Linked DNA regions of Mus musculus: region 1 is linked to region 2. A link is a loop called in an ENCODE intact Hi-C map of the cell type or tissue named here. Cell type or tissue: left cerebral cortex. All regions are shown on one strand. Links, peaks and the distances in the headings refer to the core of each region. The heading gives the core; the rest is flanking DNA. Region 1 overlaps Unc13b (unc-13 homolog B). Region 2 overlaps Unc13b (unc-13 homolog B).

Region 1 (16,055 bases), core at 7,132-12,131, 61 kb before region 2:
ACCATATTCTTGAGATAAAACTACATGAAAGGTCAAACAAGTTAAGTTCACCAATACAAAATACTAACATTTTAAGTAAATCAAACCATTATCAAGCCTTTGATGAGGACTGTTTAGAATGGGGACCTGATATAAAAGATTTCTCCAGAAACTCCAGAAGACTTCAGCCAGTTTATCATTTGTTGAATCAAAATACATTTCCATCAGCAGATGCTTTCTTGTGGCCTGACTCAGAAAATCCAGTAATAAATTTGTGCCAAAAAGATCAAAATGCAAATATATTTGAGTGGGGCACAAATCCAAACAGCGTCATTTCATGTGACTTACCATATGAATCATTCGACCAGTTAGCATTTAATGAAGGTTACTTATTAAGAGGTGATATGTGGGCAGCCGACTCATGTGGAAATTCTGGTTATCTTCCAGTTAATGAGACCAAAAATTCTTTAGAAGAATTGCCCATTGATTTAAGTTACTCTTCAGATTATGAGAAAATTATGTGCTCTTTGCTACAACAACAATCATTAGGAATGGATGAAAACTTGATCTTTTCAAGTTTTGATTATGAGTATCAGGAGTGGTTATCATATCTTGAAAATGGAGTTTGGTGGCCCTCGGAGGATGGGAATTATGGATATTATATGTTTCATGATGGTCAGTATATATACTCTCTCCTCACTGATTCTACTGGGCAGTATGTATATTTATTTATACCTGATTATTATCATGAATATTTGAACTATAATTTACAAACAGATGCTCTCCCAAGCATTATGTTAGATGACAACACTATTTCTGCCCATAGTCTTCAAGTTCTTGGCAAGGAAGATAATTTATTATGGTATGCTGAAGAAGAACCAGTTGAAGACCCTCTTGACTTATCTGTAACTTTGCCGAGAAATGAGAGGTCATTGTATGTAAATCTAGAGACCTTTTCTCAAGTATTTGAGTCAAGTTTTGACCAAAGGGATAAGCCATTAGATTTTTCAGGCTATAATTCTCAAAAGTTTAAAAGAGATTTTAGATCTTTCATAGGGAGACCCTATTGTTCAGAAGATCTTGAGTGTATATTGGATCTTAGAAACAAGCCTGGAACTATGAGCAATCATACCTTAAATGGAGGCACAGTTATACAGAGAGAGATGAACTGGACTTTGCCTAAAAAGTCATCAGCTCACCTTTCCAGGTTCCATTTCCATCAGTCATCTTCTGACGAACCTTCCTCTTTAATTCATCCCGAGAGTATGACTGAAAGTTTACAAAAAGAAGAAACCCCACCAGTGAACAAACTGACACCTGTGTTTTCTATTTTGGGCACCCTGATTAGAAGTAGTTTGAATTTTGACAAGAGTGATTCTGTAGATGGTTTGGTCATACAGAAAACAGATCAGCAATCAGAGTTATCTGAACCCATACATGATAGTCTTCACTCATTAATCTTGAGTAAGCAATTATCATGTCACTCCATAAAGGAGGACGAAAGTCATCCTGAGGATTTGGAGAGGCAGATGGTATACAGTGTTCAGCAACCAGAGTTTACTGACAGTATAAAGCAAGAATTCTCTTTACATAAAAATGATCACATGGATAAAGAAAGTTTATTAAAAGCTGGCTTTCAAGTAAGCCAAACAACTCTTAAAGCTAAGACAGATGTAGAAGATGTTAAAATTATTACAGCAAAGTCCATTGTAGATCCTCTTGCACCACAGCTTAGTAAAGATGAACATAAGAATTGTGAACTTCTGCAAGACCAGTTTTCCAAAGAATCTGACAAAACTTTGCTTACAAGTGCACTGAAACTCTTTGGTTGGGAAGAAGGATCATCAGTAAGTACAGTAACAAGTGAGAAACCAGCATCTGGAATTTTGAACCTCTTTAAAACCCGGGTGAATAAGGAAGAATCACCAGACTTGGAAAAGATTGGTGATAAAGGTGGAAAGATTTCATCTCAGGAAAAGAAGGAATCTTCTGGTGTTGCAAATTTTTTTGGAACCCTTGGCGATTTCTTTAAAACCAATGTGTGTCTCATGCAGACAACTGAAAATAAGTCTGTTTCTTTAGTGACTGATGAGGATGAAAGAAGGTCAAGTCCTAACCCTTTACATCTAGCGCATCAGGATACAGGAAATTTTCCTCCATTACCAGTCCCCTCAAAAAAGAAGGTTAGAATTAGAAGTCTGACCAAACAGACCACCATTGATGACAATGGGCTGAGAGAACCATTAACCAGGGAGATGCAGAGTAATGGTTTGAATGAAAAAGAGGTACCTGTCAGAGATCACCAGGTACAGCAATCAACAAGTCCACCTGTCTCAACAGGTGGTTCCAAAGAGTCTCCCAGAGACTCTTCAAAAGGAACTGGTGCCGTATCTACAGGAACTGAAGTTCCAAGAAATAATAAGTCTTTTGATGCTCTGAGTAGAAGAAATACAAATGAACAAGATAATTTTCCTAACCAAGAATGGAAATTTTCAACTGCTACACCTGCATCCCAGCAAGAATTGCCATCCAGAAGGAATATATTTTCTTTCTTAACTGGATCTGAAAAATCTGAGAACAAAGCCTCTGCAGCTCTCCCAAGGGCCAGATCTCAAGCAGAAGGGCTGTTCACTCTTCCTTCCTTTTTCTCCACAGCTAGCTTAAGCACCAAGAAGGATGCCTCTCGCAGCAGCTCTGCTTTCAGTTTGTTTAACTTGTCCTTTTTGGAGGAGAAGCAGCAGTCTTCTGAGGAGAAGCAAAGCCTCTCAGCTATTGCTCCAGTAACTGCCCAGCCTTGTAGGAGGCCAGTAGTTTCTGTAGACACAGGAGATGTTATGACAAAGGAAGATTCTACCGCTCATAAAGAAAGCATAGTCCACCAAGTAGTTTATGAAGAGCAGATGGCTCCTGGTGTATCCACTAACAGCACCACTGAGCTTACTACCTCCCTTGTAGACAAGCTCCATATAGAGAAAACCCAGGAAAAAATGAGTTCCAGTAAAGGAGGAGCAGAAGGAGCAACTGCTTTTGATTTTCAGGTGAATCAGTTGCCAGCCAGTGTTGCTCCTCTTTTACCAGAATTTCAGGAACAAGCCCTGGGGGTAGCTCCTCAGGAAGAAGGGGTTTTCCACCAGGAAACCTCCTCCAGGGACTCAGCAGCTGAGTCTCTTTCTCGTGACAATGGTTTGAATGAGAAGCTCAATGATCTAGATGTTTGTACTGAACACCAAAATGAAAGATTTACCACTGGCTTATTGAACTTGCCTTTGGAACATGGCTCTGACAGTCTTTCAACACAGATCCTGGATTTACCTGCTTCTCCAGACCCAGGGCATACAGGGCTTCTACAGAACCAAGATGCAGATAAATTAGAAGACAGATCAGTATTAGGCTCCAAAGTAGAAATGATTTCAGGGTTTGTGACCAAAGTAAAATCCTTTTCTGGGTCCTTAATTGAACAGCCGAAGACTTTTTCTGGATTTTTTTCTACTCCTAAATCTCCAAAGAAAAATTCCTTTTTTTCGTTTTCCTCTGCTGCATCATCTCAGCCCCTCAAAACTGAGCTGTTTGGAATTTTCAGAAGTCCCAAACCAGAAACAAATAAGCAAGAACCATCTGTGAGTACTTCATGCTTTCAGAGTGGTTCTTCCAGAGACCCTGTAGGATCAATTCTTCCAAAAAGCTTGCCTGGAGAAGCTGCCTGTGCAGGACTCAATTCAGAGTCTGCTCTCAGTGCCTGTAGCATAACTGTGGTTGATGCAAAGTCAGAATCAGATCCATTGACAGATGACCCTAAACTAATACCTGAAATGGAGAAAAATATTTCTGAAAGTATTTCAGAACCCCCATGTTTTGAAGTACTTGCTACTACGTCTTCTGTCTCAGAGGATGATATGGGACAAGGAATATTATCTTTGAGTGATGAAGGAGACATGGGGCTTTTGCAGGGCACAGACACAGAGGCCTCACTGGAAGCAGAGCACATTCTTCTTCCAACACAGCTACAGTCAGATCCTGCCTGTATTGCTGAAGAGCTTCCCCCTTCAAGCCAACCACTTCTTGAACTCGAGCCAGAGCCAGAGCCAGAGCCAGAGCCAGAGCCAGAGCCAGAGCCAGAGCCAGAGCCAGAGCCAGAGCCAGAGCCAGAGCCAGAGCTTCTGACGGCCAGCACAAATCAGGAGTACTTTGGGCTTGTAACTACTTCTGTAGAAACTAGTATTTCACTGTTTGATGAGGCAGGAGCCAGTGAGAATACCACACTAGAAACACAAGGATATCATTCCTGTCCTTTGCAAGAGGAACCTGTGCTTTGTCTCAAAGAAAGTTCTAGTATACATCATGCCCCAAAAGATCCACCTGTAGCCCCCCAGGAAACAGAGCAGACAAGACCTCGTTTTGAGATCCCAAATATGGCTAGTTGGCCAAAGCTTCACTTCCCATCCACTCCTGACCATGGGAAAACACTGAGTTCAATCTTTAACCCCTCTAGCTCCTCTGGTAACATGGCAGCAGAGACTGGCTTAATGTCAGGCTTTAAGAAGTTGTCTACTCTCTTTGAAGGAGCTAGTGAGGGGAAAGGAGTTATCCTAGGAAATGATCCAAAACTGGTTTTTGGAAAGAAACTGGATCTTTCTTTTCCATGGTCAAAAGAGAATAAAGGAGACCCAGAGCAGATGCCTGCAAAGTCATCTCCGGTTTTGGTTGTTAGTGATGATCAGGACCTTATCATCAGCAAGGCTAACAAAATTTCAGAGTCTTCTCAAGTACCTAGTGGTAGTCCTAAGTCAGCTAACATCTGTACGCTGCCCTCTGGGACCACAGAACAGTTGGTGGCCAAGCCAAGTGACTGTGCTCAGGAGCTTTCAAAGTCTGGTGAAGTGGAAAGGCAGCTGGAATTTTCAGCACCTGAAGAACACTGGGGTGAAGACAGCAACCTGTCTGGATCTGCTCGTCCTTCAGAGAAACACAAGGAAGAACACTGTGCTCAGCCAGCAAAGCAAGAAGAGATGTCTGCTAGCACTAGCTCTATTTTGAATGTGGGGCAGCTAGTCATTCCAGAGGATACCAAGGAAACAGTAACCAACAAAAGGCCGGTTCTCCACTCAGGCATCATAAATGGTTTTCAGGAATTGACCATTTATGATGCAATTGATTAGTAGTAGATTGTCATAGCTTGCTTCAGTCCATCCCATGTCTTTCCTAGCATCTGAGCTTCATGTTAATTAGGGGCTAAATGACAAAAACAAAAGTATGGGTATTTTCACACTCTCCCTTTTCTAATGTCAAGTAGAGTTCATTTAGTGGACAAGGAACATCTAGCATAAAGAAAAGAATATTTACATAGGCTGGTTTGTTCTGGAGAAGGGAAGACAAGAGAAGGCAACAAGTATTTAAGGGCTATCTATTAATTCTAAGTATATAATCAGAATGCTTTCTTAGGTCTTAGACACTTGTAGTATAGTAGATGGGAATAATTGTAGTTTGCTGTGGTTTTCCAAGTCTTCTAAGATGTCTCCCCAGTGGCTGTGAGGCTGTAAAGTAAAATACAAATTGCAAAGAATGACTTAAGATCATCTGTATTCTACATCCTGTTCCACATGGATTTGTAAGACTTCTTCAAGGGTCTCTAATACAGACTCTCACAGTGCTCTGGACTGAACAGCTATAACAAAGGATAAGCTGGGTTGCCATGATACTTTACTCAAAGCTGAAGTTCTTTTGCTGCTGTTCTTTCATCTGGAGCGTTGAACAAGGTCTATCTGTAAAGGTTGTTATTACTGCCCCTGATTATAGAAACTACACAGGATAGTTTAAGAATGCTACTTTGACCTCTGGCCCAAACATAGATCTACTTAGAATAGTGAAGAGAGAGAGACCACATTAGAGCTACTCAGACATTGACTTGATACATGTTCTGCTAATATGTACTGAAGAATCAGAAATCAGCCTGAAAATAGCACGTAATTTAGAGTTATCTCTTCAGATAACAACAATGCTCTCTCTTAATCTGTCCAAAGGTAAATATAAGACCTTAAGTTAAAGACTAGACTTTGGCCAAAACAAAACAAAACCAACTCTCTTTGCATAAAAGCTTTCCAGAAGGATACCTGCTATTAAGAAAAGGAAATGAGGATTAATAGCTCACCACCAACTCCTTCCAGGTTCATAAAACTGAATCCTTTAGAAGATGAGCTTCAGGATTCCAGGGGTACCTTGATACTATTATCACTCTGCCTTCCCTGCCACTATCACAGTTCCTCTCTGCTACAACTGCTAGCTCTCACAGCTGGGAACATTTCTTTCTGTGCATGGGAATTCAGGTGACTGAGGGAGGGCTGAACTGGCCTCACATCATATACAGAAATAACTTTTCATCCCAATCCAGAGGAGTTGGACTTAATTCACTTTATGCATAACTGAGCCTTGATCTGAGAGAAACTCAGCTACAATGGGTAGATATATCTTGGGGATATTTCCCATGCCTCTAAGGGTATCACTATTGCATTTGTGTTCCTGAAACCTGTGGAATTCCTCTGCAGAATTTCTTAATCCTGGTCTTCATCTAGTGACTTCCATACTTTACCCTGTAGACTGAAGGAACATGTCTTTCTGCTTTGCTAAGGCACAGGCACACACATTTGTAACTATAGAGGAAGCAATACGGACTTCTCTTTACTAAAGAGTAGAAGGGTGAGGCTCATTTTCTTCACTATGTGGAATTTGGAAAACTTTAATCACAGCCACTGGAAAAGTTTCTGTAGAAGAAACTGAGTAAAGAAGTTTGTAAATATGCAAAAGGCCAGTTTCTTCATTGTTCTGACAGGAAGGAATTAGGTAAAATAGTTTCTGAAGTCAGGCCCGAGGTTCAGTGGTGACAGAGGCTTAGCATGTTGTCCTTTTTCCTTTTGTGGTTGACTAGACCAAGTTTTCTAGATTGAAATGTTTGTCCTCGCTTCCTAGGATCCTCCTGTGTATGATTATTCTTGTCCCATGCAATTATTAGTTCCCAGGTATGTCTATATTTGTGTTCCTGTCCTTGGTTTGTGTTTATTTACTAATTTGTTTTCTTTTCACTCTCGCAGCCCTACCAGCAGTAGTAGGTATGGCTCCTCCTGTAATGTGAGTCAAGGAAGCTCTCTGCTGAGTGAGCTGGACCAGTATCATGAGCAAGATGATGATGGTCGGGAGAGGGACTCCATTCATTCTAGTCATAGCTATGGCAGCCTCTCCAAAGATGGCCAGGCTGGTTTGGGAGAACAAGAGAAAGCCTTGGAAGTGACATGTGAATCAGAAAAAGAGAAAACAGGTGAATCCAAGGAGATGAGAGATGATGCTACAATCCACCCTCCTTCAGATCTGGTGCTGCATAAGGACCATGTCCTAGGACCCCAGGAGAGGTAGGTGATAGCTAGCTCACATGCAACCTGTTATATCTCTTATTGAATACAAACACTTTTCACTTATTTTTCTTGCAGCTGGGGGGCAGGTACAGCAACAGTGGTCAAGTTGGTACATCCTTTGATTTTTGTTTAATTTCCAAGATGTTTGAGGGACTTGTGTTACTGAGGTACAGGCACACCAGGAGTTCTTGAACATGCAGTCTTGACCACACAGATCTCTGAGTCTGAAACTGGGCCTGAGCCCCACAGGGTTTTTTTCAGTGGTTTCCTTTGCTTAGGGATCCTTTAATTTCTTTTGTGAACATTTATGTTTGGTTTTATTTTAACCTGTCTGAGGGAAATTAGAACAGAATTAGCCAGACTTAATACAGCTGCTATACTGTACATGGCTTGACAGTGTGTTTGGCATTTTTTTATCCATAAGAAGAACATTTTATAATGTATCTTTCGGCCAAGTGTGGTGTACACCTGTAATTCATTACTCTGGAAGCTGAAGCAGAAGGGTCAGGAGCTTAAGACCAACCTGAGCTACACAGTGAGATCCTCTCTAAATATAGCATCAAAAAGAACTAAAAGTGGTCGTGTAATAAAGTTTAGTATAGAATTTGAGTGTTCTTCTATACCATTGAGCTAACCTGTGTAAAACAGCTGAGAGGTTGGGCATAGCAGTCCACTCAGCTATTGTTGACATTTTTAGGACAAATAATCATTATGGAAGACTACTGTTCATTTTAGGGCACTTGTTAGACTCTCTGGCCTACAGTAGATGGCACTAGCCATGACCAGGGGGACAACCAAAGCTCTCTAGACATTGTCAGATATTCCTAAGCACAAACCCTGCCCTGTGCCCAGTTGAAAACCACTAGGGTGGAAAATAAGAGCACGGCTTAGCTTTCTGACATCTACATCTCATCACAGACCTCAGACCAGGACAGTGAGTGCAGTGACTGGACGAATCATACAGCTTCCTGAAGACTATTGAAAAGTCACGTTCTCTTCTTTTCATGGTCTTCTGTTGTAGCTCAGGCTGGCTCCAGATTTGTAACTTAACCCCCTGATTGCTAAGATTATAGGCATGTGCTACAATACCCACCTCCTAATGCCTAGCTCCATTCTTGTTTTTTAGTCATCTGTTGTAGTTCAGTTAATAGTTGAGAGGCCCAGGAGACTAAGGTCCAGACCAGGCTCTTACTGGGTTGTGGTCCACCAGCAGCTGCTTCTTTATGGACCTTGAACCTGACATCAATGTTGTCAGGGCTGAGCTTTTGGCACAGAGGTGAAGTACTTCACATGAGTACTTGTTTATCTCCATTAGGCCAAAAGGTAGCCAAATTCTTAGCCAGAGTACCTTGGCTAAAAGTGCCTACAAATGTTTTGGAACAATTAGATGCCAACAGAGCCTGGCATAATTTTTGCATGTGCAGGCAGTAGACATTTGTCTGCTACCTTGACTATAAGCTATAAGGAGGAAGGAAAGTATTATCTGGTACTAAGCACTATTCCAGCTGAAAATCTAGCCGATGGCCTACTGTAACATAGAGTTCCTGCCTCTGAGGTACTTGGTTATATTTACTGTTCATTTCACACAGGCTGTCCCTGAGGCAGCTCAACGTACACAGTGATGACATGAAAGGGCTATCCTCCCCTAGTCAACCTTAGATGGAGTCTCAGCATTGGAAGGTCTTCCAAAACAGTGGAACAGGAAAGGGTTTACAGAACAAACTTTTTTCTTAATGAAGCTATGCAAATCCCAGGGGAGGCTGGTGGTCTCTAGCAGGGAGGGGGTGCATGCTCACTTCACTCGATCTGTGACTTCTGCACTTGATGCTGACCCAGGCCCTGGCTGCTGCTGCTGCTTTTATCACCTCAGTGTCTGAGCTATCTCATGTGGGTACATGAGAAAAGGAGAAGGAAGGGGGAGTGGAAAGATGTAAGGAGTTGTTATTTTAGACAGGAATTGTTTTCAAAATAATTGTTCAGAGCTCCACTGTTTTGTGGCCTGAATCACTAGCCAAGTGTAGGCATGAGCACAGACTGTTTTATTTTAGACATGGCAGTCCTGCCTGAGCATTGTCACTTTGTTGTCTCTGCTGTTTACAAGAAATGCTCTTCTCTGTTTCAAGTCTTCCTGAGGAGACCGCATCATCGCCATTTACCCAGGCCAGAGCACACTGGTTCCGAGCGGTTACCAAGGTCCGACTCCAACTGCAGGAGGTAGGAAATTTGTTCCAATAATGGTTGGGACAGTTTTTTTCTTTGAAAAGTTTGGGAGACATATGGTGCTGAAGAAGCTGTCAGTAATTAGTCATCTTCTTGCAGCGTGCTTCTGGGAATGCATGGCAATTAAGCGAGGGCCTGAAGAGATGGGAGGTGGCCTTAGCTGCTTGATGAAAATCAAATAGGCCTAGTAGGTGGGAGCTTGAAGGTAGGGTTAAATGCTTATTTTCTCTACTACCATTTCTTTGGTGCAGTGTTAAGGTAGGGAACAAGGCCTCTTAGGTAATTCGTTGTATTCTTTATTGGCTAGTTTATAGGGCTGGAAATAAGGTACAGACGTTTTTATGGGAAAATTTGGCTCCTGCTTTAAGGCCCCAAACATGGACACATTAAGACTGTCCATGAGGGTACCAGAGAGATGGCTCAGTGGGCTCAGGTACTTTCTGTGCAAGCGTGAAGATCTGGGTTTGGTTCTTAGCACCCATGTAAAAAGCTGGGCATGGCTGCATGCCCCTGGAGCCCCAGTATTGTCAAAGGAAGTAGAGACAGGAGGATGATGGGGGCTTGCTGGTCACCATTCCATTTTCAGACTTTGTGAAAAACCCTGTCATAGAATTAGGCAGAGTGATAGAGGAGCAAGGTGCCTGACTTCCTTTGGCCTCCATGGACCTGCACACGCATGACACACACACAGAAATACACATGGGGTGGTGAGGGTAAGAGAGATGGAGAGGGGGACAGAGAAGGAGAGAGAAAGAGGGAAAAATGTAAGAATAGATGATGTAGTTCCACAAGCAACTTGGGAGGAATAGGTTTGTTTCCCTTACGGTTTATAGTATTTAATAAAGACAGGGCAGGAACCTACGGCAGGACCCCAGGCAGAAGCTATGGGGGAATGCTGCTGACTGGCCTGCTCCCCATGCCTTGGTGAGCTACCTTCCTCATACAGCCCAGAACCACCGGCCTATGGGTAGCTTTGCTCCTAGTGAGCTGGGCCTTCCAATGGCTATCATTAACCAAGAAAATACCCTGTGGACATTGTGATAGAGGCATTTCCCTAGTTGGGGTGTCTCCTTCCAGATAAATTTGTTTTCATCAAATTAACATAAAACTCATAAGAACAAAAATAATTTATTTTCCCTTTTAGTGTTAAAAGTTTCCCTTAGCAAAATGTGTCCTTATCTGCATCTGAAGACAGGCAGTCTTTAGGCAGGAGGGTTGTTTTTAAATGATGGCGGTAGCAGTCACTAGTGTAAAACTTGGCAGATATTAAAAACTCAGGCATGCTCACATGTGTACATGCACCCTTTAAAGACTAGCCTGAAACCCAAGGAAAGTTTTTGTACAGTCCTATAACTCTGTACCCTTCATCAGCTGCTGCCTCTCTCCCCCCTTCACACCTGTCTTGTTGTCTCCCTCTATTGTGGCCACTCTCTTTAAGAATCAGTTGGGTTGTAGACAAGAGAGTCTGCCACTCCTAATGTCTGTGTCCTCCCCTAAAAATAAGGCCACTCCTCTAAGTAATCTTAATCACACTATCAAGAAAACACCAGTAATAGTTCTCGTATTCGGATGCCATGCAGATTTGCCAGCTGCTCCCTACAAGGTCTCTTTCTCTTCTGATCCAGAATCTAATGGCTGCCTTAATTGGAGTCTCTTATGTCTCCTTCAGTCGGAGCAGTTCTCAGTCTTTGTTATCCTCACAGTTTCAAATGATGAAAGCTTTCCTTTTGTAGCATGGACCCACTCTGTGTCCTTATGTTAGGTTCAGGCCACACTCACTTGATAGGAATTACAAAAGAAGTACCTGTCTCGGGAAGTACGAACCTGTCCTGCCATAGTTGACAGTGGCCTTCATATTTGGTTCAGTTGTATCAGCCAGGTTGCTCCGCTGTCAGCCCTTTCTTTTGTAGTGAGAGCCTCTGAGACTTGATACGTGTTCCTCTTCAGATCTGTACCTACAAGTGGTGATGTGTGTCTGGAGCTACCACTTGTGGTGGTAAGTTGCAGATGCTAACTTTGTTCCCGCCGTCCTTTCCACAGTGCAGTGTGTGTTCCAGTATAAGAAAAGTATCCTTTTCACCTATTAATGTAATCCACTAAGACTCATAGGCCCGTTGGTGCACCAGTTTTAGTATACTATTATTATCATTTATCTTGATAAATTATTCTGATTAATCTTCACACACACACACAGCTTTGTGGATTGTTTTTAAGTCAGTGTCTCACTATTGTAGCCTTTGCTAGCTTGGAGTTCCCTATGTACTCAAACTTTCAACCTTTCTGTTTAAGCCCTGGGAGAATACTGGGATTATGTAATGTGCTATTACAGCCAGTTTGCAAAATATAAATTTAAATTTTTAAACAATTGGGTTCCTGGAATCAAGTTCTTTCTCCAGGGGCCAGACTAGTTACACCCTCTTCCTCTATCACCCTTCTGTGTGTTGCGATTGTGAGTATATTTAACAATGTCTGTCTTAAAAAATGTTTTTTTAATCATTAATATTAATATTCTTAGATGTCAGCTGATAATTTGTTATGCTTTTCACATTTTCATTTACATGTTGTAATATGTTCATATAATTGTATGTATCTATAATCTAAAATGAATAACGTCCAGGAAGTCACACACTGGGAGTCTATCAATCTGGACTGTCTGACAAGAGGAAAGCAAACATTTAAACTGGCACCTAGAGAGTCAGTGTCACAGCGCTTTTTATTTAAGTGTTTTTAAAGTGAAAGTCTTGGAATTCTACTATAAAGTACAATCATCTCCCTGTAAAAGGGAAACTCAGAGTGACAATAAGAAGAATGTGTTGGTCAGAGTACAATTGGTTATGACTTTAAAGAGATGATTGATCAAAATATACCCCTCCCAATAAAACCAATTAAAAATCATCCAAAAAGTGAAACTTGCAGTTGTCTGGAGAAAGGGTATGGTTTATCCTAAATTAAGGGCAATCACCATTTAATTGAACAGGAAAACCATAGTGTAGTGTCCTTAACACAGAGAGACGGCTGGCCAAAAGGAGAAGATGAACCAGAGCTTAAAGGTGTCAGTTTATGCTCAGGATGAGCTCTGTTGACAGAGCAGTTGAGATTGTAAGACAGAATGCATGCAGAACCAAGAGTTTTCCCCCTAAATTGCCAAAGTTCAGCCTGTGTTGCCCCTTTACCCTCTGCTGAAGACACTTAATTTTTGCTAGTTTGTTATTTATCATGGGTGGCTCTTTATGTAGCATAAAATCAAATATAGATATACATTGTACTTTTTCTTTCATATAAAAGGTGGTATAGTGTTTGCCACTCTAAAGGCAATGTGAACCTTGTGTGTGTGGTGCAATGAAGTGCACTGAGTCTGAGGCGAAGCCAACTTCATTCAGAGCTTCAGGCAGTTTGTACTCTGAGGGTTAAAAAGAATGAGTAAAGCTCTCATGAGTTCAAGCTGAATACAATCACAAGGACAAGCTGCACATGGTAAAACCATGCTTTTCTATAGAGGAATGTGAATAACAACAGCCGAAAGGAAACATACTCCTCTCCCGCCCTACCCGGGAGGGTCACAATAGCACACTTCAAGAACAGTTCTGTGTTTTTAAAGAAACTGAGGTCACAATACTCTTGTTTTCTTGGACTTTTCTGGCAAGCACTCAAATTTCCCCTTGCATGATTCCATTCTTAGACTGTGTTCCAACAGAATAGTATACACACAAGACCAACCTTTGCGTCTCTACTGGGAGATCCTCGTACTTATTAGCTCTAAGATTTGTTACAGATACATAATATTCCCCCGTGTGACAGCACTGCACATGTTAGTGCTCTTGCTGTTTCCTTTGAGTAAGAAGCCATGCTAGAAATGAGAAACCTTTTATGCTGGCCATTTCATATGCATGTGTGCACTTCTGTAATTTCAATATACATTACCATATTGTTACTCTTCAGTAACTTATATGAATGACAGAGGTCTGCTTTAAGATGTCTTCTGTAATCTGGGTTGATGGAAACAGCCAGCAGTGAGAACATTGCCAGTCACATGGTAAAGAGAAAGCAAAGATGAGGATTAAATGAGCCTGTAGCAAATGGCCGTGCAGATCTGCCTTCACTCACACATGCCACTCACACTTATATTTGCTGCCCCAGAAGCCCTCAGCCATCCTCCCTGACTGAGGGAGCAGCATGAGGATGTGTGTAAGTGGCTTTGATGACCACACAAAAGGGTCTGTGCCTTCCATAGGGCATGCTGGCTGCTAAGTCCCTGCTAGGAATGCTAGGAGGTGCTTTTCTTTCCTAACCCACCAATAAATATGGTGATTTGTCAATGTTTTGGCATTTTGATATTCTTTTAGATGGAAGTCTCTTAGTTGTTTAAATTTATGTTTCTTGCTAGTAAAATTGAACACTTTTCTTAAATAGGAAAACTAATTAGAAATTATTTTGTGTGACTAATTTCTATTGAGTATTTTTTCTTATTAACTGAGCTTTTTTTATGTTTTAGGGAAATTAACTCTTTGTTACTTGAATTGCCAATCTTTTCTCAGTATATCATTGTGAGGATATACAAGTATTTTAAGGAACTTTGTTTTTCTAATCCAGATAATAGACAGAACAATAGTGTCTTTCTCTTAGCATTGTGAATTATCCAGGAAGGCCATGACTTTAGAAAGGATTATCAGGAAAGAACATACTTCAGTGGCTCGCATTGTCTCCATGATAGAATAAATTCCTTCTGGTCCAGCTCTACACAGTTCGAAGTGTGAGTCATGGACCAACACAGCCTGAAAACTGTTTGTTTCTAGTCTTTGATGAAATAAGTACCAAAATTGAAAGCAAGCCTTCAGAGGCAGTTTGAATTGCCATGACATCATGCACACCCAGGCTCTGTCTCACTGAACAGGGTGTAAACCAAATCTACCAGGCCATCACACTGGGGATAAAAAACCAGTTCCTTAACAAAAAGAAGTTTGGGAAGCATTAGTTGATACTTGTAAAACATGAAATATTTTATTTTCTCAAAATTCTCAGAGACTTTGCACTTGGTGTTTCTTGTACCTGGAATTTTCTCTGAATTCCTCTAGCTAGCTTTCAACCGTGAGTTTTAAGATGCAGCCAGGTGTGAGGTGTTGGGAGAAAGTCTCCAGACTGTGTGTGAGAGCCTGTTTAGAGTTGGCACTCACCATGACATTATGGGGTTATTATTTGCTGTTATGCCTTCCTTAAAAAAAGAGAGAAAAGAACCTTTGGGTCAGGTCCTGGACCATCAGGGCTATTTATGTGTGATGCTGCCTTCTATAGAATGTCTAGCAAATCACTTGTGGTTATTTCACAAGCTAGAAATGCCTTTTTTTCCACAGATGCCTTCATGTATAAATTACATTTATATTGTGATAAGATACTATAACCAAAGGCAATTTAAGGAAGAGTTTATTTTGCCTATGTTTTGGTGCCAAAGGGCTAGATAGCAGTCGAGGAAGGCATGATGATGGGAGCAGGAAGCTGACAGTCATGTCTCGGGCACACAGGAAACAGAGAGCACGCTGGCATAGGGGAGAGGCTAAAAACTCACAAAGCCCTTCGCCAGTGGTGCACTTCTTCCAGCAAAGCTCCCCTCCTAAAAGTCCTATAATGTCCCTCAAACAGCACGACCAGTCAGTCGGGGGCCTAGTGTTTAAATATGAGCCTGTGGATGGGGGCAATCTCATTCAAACCATCACAGTGTGCGTCTATTTCATCCTATTTTCCAAGTTCAGCCCCTAAAGTTAGTAACAACAAAATATTAACCATTCAAATCTACCAAGCTTTCTTTTATGATACATATTTAAATGTATTTAAGTTTACTGATTTATTACAGTATTATATATAAGATTATGATATGAGTAGGTTTTTTTTTCTCAGTTTTTGTAAGCTTTATTCCGGGTTAGTAATTATGACTGTTCCTTATCTACTTTGTCATGAATAAGGTTTTAGTAATATTGTCATAGAAATCTGTTTTTGTTATTGTTTTTTGTTTTGTTTTGTCTCTTGAGACAAGGCTTCTCTGTGTAGCCTTGGCTGTCCTGGAGCTCATTCTATAGACCAGGCTGGCCTCCGAACTCAGAGATCTGCCTGCCTCTGCTTCCCGAGTGCTGGGATTAAAGGCGTGCACTAATGTCACCTACCCAGATTTTTTTTTTGGGGGGGGGGAGGAGAGGATAAAGATTTATTTTCATTTCTGTTTATTTTTAAACTTATCTTTATTTTCTTCAAATAAAATGGATGAACTAGGAATATTTCTTTGTTGAAGAATTTGTGCTTTGAGTGCCTGAATATGCTAGACTGACTTTGAATATTAACATTTTTTGCCAGTTTGACCAAAGAATGGTATCTGACTTTTAAAATTTACATTTCTCAGTTTTTGTGATCTGAGTATTCCTCATATGTTTGAGTAGTTAATACTGAGCTGTTATGGCATTAAACAAATTT
Region 2 (16,055 bases), core at 5,769-10,768:
GCTTGCTTCCCCTGGCTTGCTCAGCCTGCTTTCTTAAAGAACCCAGGACTACCAGCCCAGGAATTACACCACCCACAATGGGCCCTCCCTCCTTGATGACTAATTGAGAAAATGCCTTACAGTTGGATCTCATGGAGGCATTTCCTCAACTGAAGCTCGTTTCTCTGTGATAACTTCAGCCTGTGTCAAGTTGACACACAAAACCAGCCAGTACACCTTCTATGGAGCTAGGGTCCCTTGCAGGATTCATTTGATTCCAGAACACCAGTTTGAATAGTATGCACCATTGCTTATGTTGAAAGAATGTGTATTATAATCCTGCTAGGTATGGTGTCACATGCCCTTAAACTCAGCACTTGGGAGACAGAGGCAGGCAGATCTCTGTGGATCCAAGGCCAGCCTGGTCTACATAGAGAGTTCTAAGACAATTAAGGCTACATAGTGACATAGAGTGACCCTATCTCAAAAACAAAACAAACAAACAAACAAACAAACAACCCAAAAAAACAATCGGGAAGGCAGGGGGAGGGGAGAGAAGAAAAAGAAAAATCCCTAGAGATAAGAATTTGTGTTTCCTCATAGAGAAAAAGTGGTTCACAAAGCTAGGAGTGGTGGATATAAGATTTAAACCCAGGTCTGACACCAAAGATTATATATATTTTTAAATAATACTACACTATTTGCTGAGATTAAAAGCACTAGGACCATGAAGCAGAACCCAGTTGTGTTCTGAAGCACTTCTGGGATTTGTGTCATGCTTGGCAGATAAGATTAGCTGTATTGTCATGGCCACCCACCATTGCTTCATGATATTGGAGACACCCTTTGGTGATATTTGACTTTAGAGACTCGATGGAACCTCTTCCAACATTTCTCTAAACAAAATAGCATAATGAACTCCCACCATCACTACCAAGAGTTTGCTGCCCTTCAAATTGCACTCTCAACTCCTCTGGGCTGGCCGTGGCCCCACAGAGAGATCATAGTATCCTTAAGCTTCTCCCATTGTCCATGCTTCTTCCCCGACACTCTGCCTCAGCTTGACCTTGGTCTAGGAGGTGAGCTATTGCTTAGTTCTACTTTCTGGGCCATCCTTTAGGGGCTGCTGAAAAGAGCTCTAAGCATGGAGCTGAGGACCGAACTCAGAACATTATCATGGCCATGAAGGACCGTATGAAGATCCGAGAACGGAATAAACCAGAGATCTTTGAGGTTATCCGGGATGTGTTCACAGTGAGCAAAGTTGCGCATGTGCAGCAGATGAAAACAGTAAAGCAGAGTGTCCTGGATGGCACCTCCAAGTGGTCAGCCAAAATTACCATCACGGGTAAGGAAGCTAAGGTGTGAGAGCTTAGGGAGACCTGGGCAGCGGGCAGAGCTTGAGAGGAAGCATGTCAAGGGGTTGAGAGAGAAGCTGCAACTGAGAGAAAGAGGACTCCTGTCATTCTTCACCCGTCCTCATTTAGACTAGGTGCTACAAGAGGCAAGTACTTGCAAACAATATGAACCATAATACAGGGACATCCTAACAGCCTGATAGTGTACACTCAGTTAAAAGCTGGGGGTGGGAGGAGACCAGGAATCAGTCACCAGTGGCTTGTGGGTAAAATGTGTGGGGCCGAAGCATGTGCACATTAGAGGGTCAGTGATGCAGTTATGAGTCAGAAAGGTGACAGGGATGGGATTCTTGGGCTAAGCTTTGAGGAAGAGGCTGGTAGCCTGGAGCTAAGGGTAGATACAGAGACGTGAGGTTAGGTTTGCTGCGCATGCATAGGAAGACATCTTTAAGTGGCAGAGGCTGTGATTAGCCCCATGGGGGCTTCTGATTTAACTCTGACATGTGCCCTAAACCTTTTGATTTATGCTTGGGCTGCAGTGGTTTGTGCCCAGGGCCTACAAGCCAAAGACAAGACAGGATCCAGTGACCCTTATGTGACTGTGCAAGTTGGGAAAACCAAGAAGCGCACCAAGACCATTTTTGGAAATTTGAATCCTGTTTGGGAAGAGAAGTTCCATTTGTAAGTCACAGGGGGGTGGGCACACCTGACTGACCTTTCTAGAAATATGCATATTTTAGCAGTGGTATTACAACCCACTTGATACTGAACAAAGATTGGAGATTCTCACATGCTTCACTGGGCAACAGGCATACTTTCTTTGGGTTTCTTCTTACAGTAATTTACCCAGATACTGTATTAATGAGGTCCGTTTATGGCCAGTGCTTTTTCTAGCATTGGAAAAGATCTCCCTACCACCATGCAGGCTTCCTAGCCTGCCTTGCAAGTTTTAGAATTTCTCAGGATTGAGACAAGAATGCTCTTGGCCTATAATTGGATAATTATGGCTTGAAGATGGAAATCTTGGGTCTGGAAGTGTTTTTCTTTTTTTTCCTGTCCCAGCATATTCCTCCATTTCCTTTTCCTCGCCTTTCTTTCTTTTGGCTGTTTCACTAACGCCTAGAACTTGGATGAAAGTCTGGAGTTGCCAGATGGCTTTGTCTCACATCCCTACTCCCAAGGTGTAAGATCAAGACTTTGGCTCTGAATCTGCTGAGCAGAATGGCTGTAATAGAGAACAGGTTCTGTTGACTCCCCGGGCACTCACATGGAAAAGGATTGGGGTACAGTAAAATTACTCTCCAGTCCAGGTAGCAGTTAATGAGGGAAGCACCCATTTGTCTGAGAATCTGAATAGTTCCTGGTGACGGCTTTCATATGACCATTTGTAAATGAAGTGGTTATGATCATCATCTCTTATCATTATGGATGAACAATTCACTCAGTTCCTATCCTCTGCAAGAGGCTTGACCAGGTGCTGTTCACCCAGGTGCTGTTCACCCAGGAATGAGTGACAGTCAGTGTCTGTCCTCCAGCAGCTCATGGTTGACTTACCTATTGTTTCCAGGAGAAGGGTCGTTGTGTGTAGCATCTTAGTGGAAATGTCTTGGATGTGGGAACACATAGGAACAGGGGAACAAGAAGCACAATCTGCTTAGTACTGATTCAGGGCGAGGGACCAAGGTCCAGAAAACAACCGCTGGGGAGGAGAGCAAGATGGGAGACCTTCTTCCCTTCCCCAAAGCAAAAACACCACAGAAGAGAGAGCCATTCAGTAAAGAAGGATAGAAGTTCGTAAGCACAGAGTTAGGTACATGAGGAAGTTAGAAATCTAAGCAGATATGACCTACCAGTCATGTAGCACCTTATGGGTTCATGTCTAGGACTCTGGGGAGGGAACTGGCAGTTCTTTCTGGAGCCCTGGAGTATCGTTCAGTGGGAATTGCTGATATAGTTAGCTGCATGAGAAGCCAGAATGTACCATAACCACTCACTTCCTTCCCGTCCCTAAGGACTGAAAGCCTTAATTCACTTGGAATTGGTAGCCCCTTGGTGGCCCTTTGGGGTGGACATTGGCGGTGCTAGTGATGCTGCTAGGTCTGTCTGCCTAACCTAATCTTCCACGCGCCTCTTCCACAGTGAGTGCCACAACTCTTCTGATCGAATTAAGGTACGCGTGTGGGATGAGGATGATGACATCAAGTCCAGAGTAAAGCAGCGGCTAAAGCGAGAGTCAGATGATTTCCTTGGCCAAACTATCATTGAAGTTCGAACGCTGAGTGGAGAGATGGATGTCTGGTACAATCTGGGTGAGGAAACTGAACCATAAAGTGTTACTGTGATTGGAGACCATCCGGAGCTATCTAGAAATCTGCTAAATTACCAACCTTCAGATCACATATCCCTGTACAGACCTGTCTTGCCTTTAGTGCTGAAATTGGTGGGGTGGAAAACAGAATGGCAATGGCTAAAACACATTCTAGCTTGGACATCCCTCAAGTTTCAGATCTTCTAGTCTCCATCCTAACCCCTTATCCCTGTAAGGCCCTGACCACTCCTGTCCTCCCACTTAGTTCAGGGTTGTTTGGAGAATATGTGGCCACTTGGCTTGGTGCCATTTCCCCCCTTGGATTAACCATCTGTAGATAGTTGCATTGCTCTGAATCCCAAGTCTCTTTTCCTTTGTAGAGAAGAGAACAGACAAGTCAGCTGTCTCAGGGGCTATCCGACTTCAAATCAGTGTGGAGATCAAGGGGGAGGAGAAGGTAGCCCCATACCATGTACAATATACATGTCTCCATGAGGTGAGCAACACTTTGTGAGTGGAGGGTTGGAAAGCAGGGGTGGGCTGCTGACCGTAAGTAAGGATGGCAAGTGTCTGGAGATCTAGGACCATTTGTTTTGTTTATTCTTGGCTCACTGTGCTATTCTGGGTACTCTGAGGGACCAGACCATTCTTTTCTTTCCCTGGAAGAACTGAGCAGTGACATGACAGAAAATTTTCTACTGCAATTTTCAGTTATGATGTGCTTGTAACCCACCTTTCTCTCTGCTCTGTGTTCTGCAGAACCTTTTCCATTACCTCACAGACATTCAGGGCAGTGGAGGAGTCTGGATCCCAGAGGCTCGGGGGGACGATGCATGGAAGGTGTACTTTGATGAGACAGCCCAAGAAATTGTGGATGAATTCGCTATGCGCTATGGCATCGAGTCCATTTATCAGGCCATGACGTGAGGCTCCCTGGGGTCCTGGGAAGTAGCTACTAATACTTTGGGTGGGTAACAAAGGCACAGGACATAGTAGACAGGTGCTTAGTAGCCATGAAGTGCAATGATTTCATACTTTTTCTCTTTGAGCTAGGTAGAGTGTCTATGCCCCAAGGCAAAGAAGCATACATTAGAAAAGGACTATATTGCCAGCATCTCAGGAATGCCTCCTTACCCATCAAGATCATGGTTAGGAAAGGAAAAAGGGATAAGTAGATATACAAAGACACAGGACCAGACATCACAGACCTAAGCATATACAACATGTTTTTGCCTATGTACCTATGTGCATAACTAACAAGCTGACCTAGATTACCCTGAGAGTCAGCAAGTTCACTAAACTGTAGGGAAAATATTTCTCTATGGAATCTACCAGCACTCCTATAAAAGAAATTCTTGCCTACTGGGAGAAGTGTCAATTGGTGATGTTGCCATAGCAATGCACACAGGACTCCATTCTGCATAAGCAGAGGGAGTTAGTTAGCTGACCTGGCTGCACTTCCATAAACTTTAATTGGGTTCCTACTTGGCTACTGCTACAGTCTGTGAAGAGTCTTTGAGAATGAGGATTCTGTTTTTCAGGCACTTTGCATGTTTGTCATCCAAGTACATGTGTCCTGGTGTACCAGCCGTGATGAGCACCTTACTGGCCAACATCAATGCCTATTATGCTCACACAACTGCCTCCACTAACGTCTCTGCATCTGATCGTTTTGCAGCCTCCAACTTTGGTGTGAGTGTGATGAAATACGTGTATCCAAATGCTGTCAGTTGATGGTTTGTTGTTTTCTGGCCAGTTGTGTAGAGTTGGCTGATGTGCCTAATTCTCAGATAGTTGCTACCTTGAAAGACAGCCTTTTTCCTTCTAGATGAGATGACTAACAGACTATCCTCAGACTCTGCTATGCTTTAGAAGACACTGTGCTGTGGGCCCACCACAATTGAATCACAATGCTTATAGTCATTACTCAGAATGTTACCTGACATAAATTCAGGATAAACAGGATGAAATGACCCCTCATGAAAGTTTTTTTCTGTAGGCATAAAATTACATCAGTAATCTTATGTAATCCTCACAGTCTGTGTATCTGTGATCCCTGATTTTTGGAACTCATAATGGTTTTGTTGTTAATAGAGTTTTTCTGTGGATGTGTTAATGTAATTGATTAATCCAATCAAGTCCCATTATGTATTTATTTAATCAGTATCTATTAATGTATGCAATGTAATGAATTCTGGAAATGTGCTAACAGCCTACAGGCATGTGATTCCATATTTAATGATACTTTTTCTTTGAAAACTATTAAATTAGTATATATTTATATATTTTAATATTAAAATATACACTAAGAAAAAGTACAGGGAACTTGGTTAAAGATAGACTTCTTGTGTCTTTCTGACCATTTTTCAAATGCATCACTATTTTTTCTCCCATTATCACTGCTAGACTCTGGCTATAAAGCTGTTAAGAATGCCCCAGAACAGCAGGGTAGTAGTGGTGCACAGCTTTGATCCCAGCTCTTCGAGGTTTATAGAATGAGTTCTAGGGCATCCAGGGCTACACAGAGAAACCCAAGAGGCTCCTTGGCACCAGGGTGACAGAGAAGAGGTAGAGGCCCAGTCTCTATCCATCCCCTCCCCACAGGCCCCAAGCTAGAGAGACTTTGACTGGACACGGACTTACTTTGCTGAATGCAGATGTGGGAGAGTGGGGCTTGGGGGAAAGGCAAGGGCCTGTGATGTAATGAGAAAGACCCAGAATATTTTAGTATATGCAGGGAAAGTGTCCTTAGGGGACAGAGCTTCAGAGCTTGGAAGTGTCTTTGATTGAGGCCATGATGGCAAAATGTAGGTAGCTGGAAGCAGGTGTTATGTGTGTGCACTGCTCCTGTCCATGTGTGTGCCTGGCTCCCCAGCCCCACTTTGTGCTAACAGCTGCTCATTTAAGGGTTTGGTTGTGGGCTGTCTGTCCCCAGCCCTTCCAAGGTACTTACTACCTGAAAGGAAGCTAGACAGGCTCCTGAGGGACATTGAGGGCTATGGCTCTAAGCAACTTTTGAAGACCATACTTGGCCTCTGCAGCCTCTCAGTCCCACATCACCTAACCCTGACAGTTCCAGACCTCTCTTCCTTGTGAGCCATTTTGGGCTTGTCAGACCTAGGATAACTCAGCTAGATGACCCTCACCTTAGGCCTCCCCAGACTCTGCTGCTAGGGTTGGGAAGAGCAAAGCATTACAAGGCTCTCAGGATGAGGTCCCTCCTAGCCCTACATCCTTTGTTCACTGGACCTGCTCTGTAGGTGGGGCCTCGGACTCACAGGGCAGTCAGTGCTCAGGGACACCTGTCTCCCAGCTTTCTTGAGTCATGTCACTTATTTCTTACTATGCTCTCTAGTGCCTTGGGGGGTTGATCATCTTTTAGATAGGGCATGAAGAATCTGTGCAGACGATTAAAGCTTCTGACCATCAATAAATGTTTTACTTAAAGCTCAAAAAAAAAAAAAAAAATTGCCCCAAGTAACAGGTTGGAGAAAGTGTTTGGATTTCCTTTTGCTGACTAAGATGAGAGAGAGAGATGCAATCACTGGTCACATCATGCATTTAGAAGGAGATTGCTTTCCCCCAGAGACATGCCAGTATGAAAGGGTTCCTGGTTCAAGACAGTGCTGCTAAAAGATTTTAACAGGGTTCACCTCATCTATTTTCCTTTATATTGATTTGTCTGTAGTAGTTCTGTTTCTACTGTAATCGAGGGGGCTCAGAAACAGATTGCTTCTCTTTCTTTCTATTATTTCTTTCTCACCCTCAGAAAGAAAGATTTGTAAAACTGCTGGACCAGCTACACAACTCACTGAGGATAGACCTCTCTACATACAGGGTAAGTGAAGACATGATGTGGGAAAAGTAATGAGTAACCTCAAACTCAATCTGGAGGACGTGGGCACAGCTTAGCAGTAAGATGAAAGGCACGGGAACTGCTCTGTGTCTTTATACCCACTCGGATGGGCAATGCCATTGACACCCGTGGTTCTTCTGATCTCACTGCAGTGTACAAGTAGCGGGTACAGCTGCTTTTAGTGGGCAGGTGGCTTTCCAACTCCTTCTTATCATCCGATCCAACTTCATAATAACATAGGTTTTGCCAGAACTTCCCTTACAAATATTACTTAGCCATATTCATCTCCCTCCCTCCCTCCCTCCCTTCCTCCCTCCTCCCTCCCTCCCCCCTCTTCTCTGTCTGTCTGTCTGTCTGTCTGTCTGTCTGTCTCTCTCTCTCTCTCTCTGTCTATCTCTCTCTCTCTCTCCTCAGTTCCCAAGAGAGGTATGATCTTTGGCTAGTGGAACAAAGAGTAGACTGTCTTGAACAAGTACAGTGTGTTAGGTGTTCTATCTTTTTCTGGTACAGGAGGAAATGGATGTAGGAGTGTGGGTACCTGGGATGGCTCAGGATGAAACAGTGGTCAGCTTCTCAGCCTCTTCTAAGTTAGATCTTACATGGCCTTTGTCACTTAAAGTGTCACTCCTCTCCAGAGCAGGCAATCCACACACCTTAGAGCAGCCTCCAAATTAACAAAGTGAGGCTTTGTTTACTTATCCTCCATTTGTGAATAATGGAGGAATAACTACATATTATTTTTGGCACCAGTAGCCATCTGTAGGCTTAAAACTGATGGAGTGGAGAATAGCTCAGACTTTCCCTTCATCTCTCCACAGCAGCTTCCTCCTAAAATTTATGTCAAAGAGAATAATTTATGACATGCAGGGAAGTCTTACGGAATTCACTTCAGAGATTGTGCTCAGAACTCTGCCATCTGCTGGCTCCAGAGCATAGAAGAGCAGCGTTGACTGAAAGTACAGTTCTGGATCTATGTGGTCTATAGTGTGTCTTCATCTGTATCCATGATATACAGTTAGATTCTAGCTTCTGAAGTACTTACTGTGTGTAAGAAGCTTCATTTAAGGAGGGACAGAGGTAGAGAGAGAGTGCATGGCAGGGACTGACTGTATCTATGTTTATCTGAATAAATGCTCACACATTCATGGGAGGCAGGTTCGGGGAAGAAGTATGGCTTTCTGAGATGTGAAGTACTCATCTTGGTAGTAGGTAAGGACCTGCCTGGTTCAGTAGGTACTAAAAAATGAACCCAGTAATATAGGTGGCTCGGCGACAGAAAATCCCAGTGGGCAGCAGCTAGGGAAATTTTGGTTTCATTACTTTTGGCAGTGAAGGTTTTGTGTTCTGTTCCTTTCTTCACATTTGTTTGATTTGTAACAGAATAACTTTCCTGCTGGGAGCCCTGAGCGGCTTCAGGATTTAAAGTCTACAGTGGATTTGCTGACCAGCATTACTTTCTTCAGGATGAAGGTAAAGGTGGACAGAGCTGGTCAGTGCTGGACTTGGTCATAGACACCTGGAGAGTAAGAGTCGTTGGACAGTCTGAGGCAACAGTTTCCATTTCCAAACATAGCTGTCCCCTGGGTTACTTCTAGGAGATATGTAATCCGTAGATCAGTGAGGAAGGCCTAGAAGTTCTCCTCAGCCGCTAACCTGCTGCCAGTGTTCATGAGTTTTCTCATCACTGTGACAGGATACCCTACAGCCACAACTCAAAGGGCAGGAGGTTTCCTTTAGATCCCAGTTCTCGGGATATAGTTCATTGTGGCACGGAGGGAATGAACAGCAAAGGGGCTTAGTCCAGGACAGGGGGGGACTGGCTTCTTTTACTTCTCACATCTTGGTGGATCAGGAAGCAGAGAGTAGAACAGGGAGCTGGGGCACACTAACCCTCAAAGGCCTGCTCCTAGTGATCTGTGATAACTTAACACCATGTCCCAGAGGTTCTACAGCCTCTCCAAACAGTACCTCTAAATTCTTAAAACATGAACCTATGGGAGACATTTTTCATTCAAACCATAACACTGGGCAAGTTTGAGGACTTGGAAAAGTGAAATGAATCTGGAGTAGATTTGCAGGGATGATGGGTGGATATCTCACCTAGGTGCGCAGAACCCCCACCCATATTTCTTCTGTTAACTGGCAGGTGCAAGAACTTCAGAGCCCTCCAAGAGCCAGCCAGGTGGTAAAGGACTGTGTGAAAGCCTGCTTGAACTCTACATATGAATACATCTTCAACAACTGCCATGACCTCTACAGTCACCAGTATCAGCTGGTAAGAGGTTTGGCGTTAGTGAGGCCAGCTGACAGCAGCTCTTGGGAGCCTCAGTTTTCCTTTACTCGAAATTCATGGTGGAAAGGAGCTCAAAACAAAGTCCTTGATGTTCTCCAGGATGAGCAAGCAGTTGACTTTGACAAAAGGCTTTTCTATAAAACAACACATGCATATTTGACCTGAACAGAAAATGGCTGTGATAAATTTTGCTTTGAGCAGTTTGGTGGTTCGATTTGTGTGGAATTCTCAGGCCATCCCAGCCTCTTTCTTTTACCTTTACTATCTCAAGGTTAATTTTGATCAGATGTGTTTGGACCATGTAAGTTCTGCACTGCCTTCCCCTGAGACTATATTTGGCTTTGAGCTCCTGGCATGAAGTTTTAACTTTTCCCTGTGGTGACTCATTCTTCAGTTCATGGTCTTCTGAGACCAAAATCAGTCGTATTCACTGATCGACTCTCGAGGCTGAGCCTAGCTGTCTGTGAATCTGAGCTACTTTATCTGTTCTAGGTTAGATTCTAACTCAATGCTTGGAAACTTAGTTCATTTTTCTTTAAACAAATGATTACATTTGTTTGATTATGTTGTGGTTTATGGATGTGTGTGCACATACATACATGGAGGAGAAAGAATACCTGTAGGAATTGGTTCTCTCTTTTTAGAATGTTAGTCTCAGGGATTGAACTCAGGTCATCAGACTTGGTGAAAGATATCTTTACTGGCTGAGCCACTTCTCCAGTCCCATCTATCTGGATTCTTCCAACTATATAACTCTTCTGCCAACCATTTAAAAGCCAGGACTTTTTTTTTTTTTTTTTTTGGTTTTTTTGAGACAGGGTTTCTCTGTGTAGCCCTGACTGTCTTGGAACTCACTCTGTAGACCAGGCTGGCCTCGAACTCAGAAATCCTCCTGCCTCTGCCTCCCAAGTACTGGGATTTAAGGTGTGCGTTACCACTGACCGGCAGGACTTCTTTTTAGTTCCAATAACTCAATTACAGCTATGTCTTGCTAACTTATGCTTTTGCAGATTCACTTTCCTTTAGTGCAGCAAACACACACAATCCAACAAGTATACATATGTGTGTATGTATATCTGTATGTATGAATGTATATGTATATAAAATGTTCCAAGCCAGGTCTGAGAGAAGTCTTAAGTGCTCCCTGAAGGACTCCCCAGTCTCACACACACATGCATGTATATTCACCCAGTGTGGGCTTTTAAAAGTATTTTGAGAAAGGCATAAGAGTGAAGAGATTCCAAGGAGGAAGAATTCATTCTTGGTTCAACAATGGGAACATAAAAGAAGGGTGATAAGGCAATAGGACCAAAATGATGGAAATCTATTGAACACCCATCTTTTAGTGAATATATCCAAGCTGTAATGCTTCCTTGGAGGACCTTAGTAAAGATCTAAGACAGTGGTTCTCAACCTGTGGGTCATGACTCTTTTGGAGGTAGACAACCTTTTCATAGGAGTCCTCTAAGATCACCAGAAAGCACAAATATTAACATTATGGTTAATAAGAGCAAAATTACAATTATGAAGTAGCAATGAAAATAATTCTATGGTTGGGGTCATCACACATGAGGAACTATATTAAAGGGTCTAATATAGTGTTAGGAAAGTTGAGAACCACTAGTCTAAGATCTTTTCTTCATGCTGCCTTCTCTCATTCTAAATGTTCTTTTTATGCCAGCCATATACTTAGGCTTCCGCATTTAAAGGTTTTATAAACCTTCCACTGGTTCTGGTCTCCATGGGAGGTTTTTCTGGGGCCTTTGTTTAGCTTGTGGTATATTCTGGGTTTCTCTATCACTCATTTATGTATTCTCTTTGGCTAGTGAAAGATACTGTTCTCAGCTCTAATCTTTCAACCATGCAGATGTTTTAATATTTGATCTCTCTGCTCCAGCATAATAATGAACAAAGCTCTGAACAAGGCTGCAAATGCTCCAGGGACTTGGCTTTAGTCTCTTTATTTTCTATCTACTTTTCTACTTTCTCTGAATCTTATTTCCATGAGACAATGTATGCACTCGAGTAAACTCGTGGAGTTTCTGTTCAGTTGCATATCAACAAACAAAAACTCCTATTTTTCCATTAGTTCTTATTTCCTCTACGAGTCCTCAGGCAGAGCTCATTTGCCCACCTATTCATTGAACACATGGAGAATTAGAACGCAAAGTCAAGTGAAACACAGTTTTACACAGCCTTGGGAGAGATTCTGGTTTGGTAGAAATGAGGGCAAATTACTGCATTTGTCGTTATTTTTGTTGTTTTATTATATTTTATTATAGTTTTAGATATCTGATATGCTAATACCAGAAATTCATAGACTGTTCTGGGAGCCTGGGGGGGGGGGTCATCTAACCAAGCCAGGAGTGCCAGAGACAACTTTGCAGAAAGTCTAGCTGGATTTTGAGGAAGGCCTAGAACTGATATCAAGAAAGGAGCTGAAGGGAAGAGGGAGGGAAATAGAGTATTGGAGGCACAGAATTATTCATGCACATGTTAATCTCAGAAGGCCTGAGCAGTTTTACTCAGGTCTTTGTAACCTCAGACTTCGGAGCTCACCCGCTGTGAGGTCAGGTCTTAGCTCTAGGACAGAGGGCAGGTCACAGAAGCTCACTGTGCTTTTGTCTCCTCATCCAGAGCGTGAGAAACTAGCAACTTGTGCTCAAGAATCGCCAAGCAGATGAAATGAGATAGTGTGTGCAAAGCTGTTAGCAGCTGCCAGGCGCCAGAGTAAGCATGATGCAGTGCAACACAAGAGAACTGGCACGATGTGGAGTGGAGAGGAAGGGAGCAGCCTAACGACCATTGTGTCCAATGAAGGAGTCTAACTTAACTGAGGACCATGGAAGAGCTCTGAGATTCCCGTACAGAGAAATCACTGGTAGCTCACTGGAGGATGTATATAGTGGACTGCAGTTCAAAGGCCTAGGGTGTCTTTTGAATGAGTCTTTGCTGGGCTAGTGGCAGAAAAACTAAAAGAAAAAGGTGCATATAAGTGACACTAAGGTCAAGTCAATGACATATGGATTCAGTCCTGGTCTCTGCTGACTTCAGGCTCGTTAGGGGATTTTGGAAACTGTAGTAACATGTAGTATTCACATAAAAGTTCCACACTTGCCTCTGCTCCCGTGAGAAAGAATGTGCATTCCAGTCTCTGTAGTAATCATAAATTGTCTTTGCCTGGGATCTGAATATGAGTGACTATTCTTTTCCTGAGACTCATTGTTATATTCCTTTGTCTCCTAAGCAAATCATCTTCTTTGGATTGGCAAATAGCTTTCCAGGTGCATTTCTTCCAGCCAGCAATAGCCTTCAAGGGATCCAAAGAAGACTGGCCCCACTGAAAATTAGGTCAAACTGCACACAGGGTTTGTCCTGCTCAGCTTGAAGGAGCTTCTTAGAATTAGGATGTCTGTGTGTGCTGTGTGAAATGTGGATTTAAACAGGGACATCTGGAAAAGGAAGGTTGCCTGGGGGTGGGCGGATCTTACAGAAACAGACGTGTTAGTGAGGCTAGAGGATGCTCATTTCAGCCAGAGTCACATGTCCATAGTGACTAAGAGAAGAATCACAAGTGCCTTTATATCTCTTAGATTGTCCAAGCATACCAGAAGAGAGCCCCAGAGCTGAGGATAGCAATTCTCAGTGGTTGAAGGGTCTCCCAGTAGTCACCCCTCTTATGGAGCTGAGGCAGTCATTTAGAAGTCGTGTGCCAGAAAAGGAAGTATCCCTAACTTTAAAGTAGCAGGCATGGTAGAGGAAAAAGAAAAAGGAAGAGTCTTTTCAGTACTGTTGTGACTAGCTCCCTTTCTCCATGCCCCACCCCTCCCCTGAACACGAAGCAGGAACAACCTCTAGAGGAACCAGGGCCCAGCATTCGGAACTTGGATTTCTGGCCCAAACTTATCACACTCATTGTTTCGATCATAGAGGAGGATAAGAATTCCTACACACCTGTTCTGAGCCAGTGAGTATCACCCTACTTGGCTCTGTCTGGTTGGGGATTGGTCTGTCCATCTAACAGTCTCTCTCTTTCCTATCTCTGTATGTTTGCAGTGCCACCTCTTCCAACTGTCCGTCCATCTGTCCCTCTGTCCCTTGTATCTGTCTGGGTAACTGTTTCTGGAGACAGGTGTGGAAACATAAGGGGGGGCCCTATACAGGATGGGATAGCCTCCCCAGAGAGAAAGGCTTCTGGGACTGTAACTGTTAGGGGAGCCCCAGGGGACCCAGAGACTGTGTGTGCATGTGCCCGTCCACAATGAAAAAAAGCTGGCCTCTTAAGGCCCACCCCTGCTCTTTCTCCTGCAGCTTATCTATCCTGAGCCTGTCCTTCAGCCTCAACCCTCCTCAGGGATTCAATGCCTTGTCTGTACCTTCTGGGCATTCTGTCCTTTGGGTTCATCTTAGCTAATATGGTCCCCCTCTCCGTCATTTATTCTCCCATTAGTCCCTGGGCCCCTTTTCTCCAGACTCAGTCTAGTCCTGTTCCCTAGGACTCAACTCCTCTTCATTATGTCTTGTGAGAACTAGGTACCTTGGGATAAATAAAACCAAATAGCTCTTGCCTTGATGTTTACCATGTTTTTTTCCATCTCTCAGGTTTCCTCAGGAGTTGAACGTAGGAAAAGTCAGTGCAGAAGTGATGTGGCATCTGTTTGCTCAAGACATGAAATATGCACTGGAGGGTAAGGGTCTGCCAGACTCCATCTACCTCATAAGCTCTTTCTTTCCTTTACCACACAACTTCAAGTTCTTGGTAAACAGTATAGTAAGCAAGTAGAGGGCTTCTAGCCATGGAGGCAGGTAAGCTATGGGAGGCATAGGACAGACAAAGCTGTAGCCTAAGGAGCCATGTAAGGACAGTGGGTGTGCAGGTGTGGGTTTCTCCTTCTAGCTTTATAACAAGTACCTATGCAGGGCCTTTCCAGCCCAGAAAGCAGCTTTACCCATGGTGAAGGGTTTCTGAATAGTGGCTTGCTTCCAAGAGTTATCTTTAAAGTTTGAAGAACAAGAGAAGCTTAAATACTTAGAGATGTCATTATTTTCTTATATTTCTGGCCTGGCTTTCTTTGAAACCTGCTCAGAAGGCTACTTCCCTCAGCCCATAGAGCAGAGCCAGATAATTCTCTTCACTTTGTTCATTCAGCTTATTCTGTTTTCCATTTCTCACCCTCACAAAGATATCCCTCTCCGTCTATGTCTATACCCGTCTGCGCACCAGTCTAGCCGCTGTTCCATCTGCTATATATGTTAGTGTAGCTCCTCAGTCTTGGAAAGTGGGTCTGAAGGAAAAGGAGGCACATGGGACAAGCTCAGGGCAAAGTCTGTGCTCCACTTGGGTGGAGGGAAGACATGGATCACTCTCAGACTCTTAAGCCTGTGAGGTTTAGAATCAGAATTCTTGAGGTTCAAAGACACTTTGAAGGTCTGTGCTAAGTTGTTATAGCCAGACCACATGTGGATTTACATTATGTAAGTCAGCCTCCGAGCAGTGGCTGAGTCTTGCTTACTTTGGGCAATGTAATACACACATTTATACAGGTTTTGCCTGACATCCCTGCCTTGGTGAGACAGCACTCACCAAACCTGATGGGAAGTTTGGTGTCAGTTCTCAATGAACAATTGTGGTGGGCTTAACAGAAAAAGTAAACACCTCTGAAAAATAAACCAACTCACAAGATGGGTAGTGTAAGGCGGAGTTATTCACCCACTTGTTAGGCTTCAGGCCTTTTACCTCGTACGAGCAAAGTCAGCTTGCTCTTTCCAGCCATTTAATGTTGTGAGTTCCCGTTTTCTCGTCTATGCACTAGGAGTAGCTGTGTCATCCATTTCCTGAGCTGATAAGGTAACTGGACGATAGAAAGCACAGCTAGCAAATGTCCTCAGCTCTGAGGAAAGCTCAACTACTAGGAACAAGAAGGAACCATTAATCTGCTGTGCCACACATGTGGAGATTTAAATTTTTTTACCTCTTTAAAAGATAGGGGTAGCAAAGGGAAGGGAGTGCACACAATGAAAAGCTATGCTAATGTAAGAATGAAGGAGAAGCTGTACTATAGCAGGGAGATGGAAGAATGGGCTGTGATAGATGCTTGGTGAGAGACTAGAACAAGAACTGCTGATTCTAGAATATGAAGGAAAAAGAGGACAGTATTGATCCTGATGGTAGAAGAAATGTTGACAATACTGCCCTTAACTAGGGATGGTAGAGAGGAGGTTGGAGCACGAGGGTGGTGAATTCAAGGCCAGCCTAGGATA

Evidence for each region. Hi-C counts contacts between places; a loop is a spot of excess contacts. Peaks named below come from ENCODE experiments on the same cell type or tissue, not always from the same donor. Only the 100,000 strongest peaks of a DNase experiment are listed, where the experiment ranks them.
Region 1: it touches region 2 in a loop (5-fold over the local background); 1 of 42 quality-filtered maps calls a loop at or near these places.

Annotation. Positions count from the first base shown.
Region 1 is chr4:43,173,267-43,189,321 of GRCm38, forward strand. It overlaps Unc13b (unc-13 homolog B), which reads left to right. Exons shown (of 40, transcript NM_001384106.1): 9 at 1-5,068; 10 at 7,062-7,376; 11 at 9,503-9,593. Among named protein-coding and RNA genes, the nearest start is that of Gm25010, 20 kb to the right of the region's middle. In left cerebral cortex, for the core only: no CTCF peak of the experiment used is centred there; DNase peaks (open chromatin) are centred at 9,446 and 9,635; H3K27ac peaks cover 1,444 bases.
Region 2 is chr4:43,235,821-43,251,875 of GRCm38, forward strand. Unc13b (unc-13 homolog B) reads left to right here. Exons shown (of 40, transcript NM_001384106.1): 16 at 1,100-1,327; 17 at 1,877-2,018; 18 at 3,477-3,646; 19 at 4,026-4,141; 20 at 4,405-4,568; 21 at 5,187-5,337; 22 at 7,415-7,483; 23 at 8,882-8,971; 24 at 9,648-9,776; 25 at 13,637-13,761; 26 at 14,397-14,482. Among named protein-coding and RNA genes, the nearest start is that of Atp8b5, 23 kb to the right of the region's middle. In left cerebral cortex, for the core only: a CTCF peak has its summit at 8,429 (motif pointing left); a DNase peak (open chromatin) is centred at 8,423.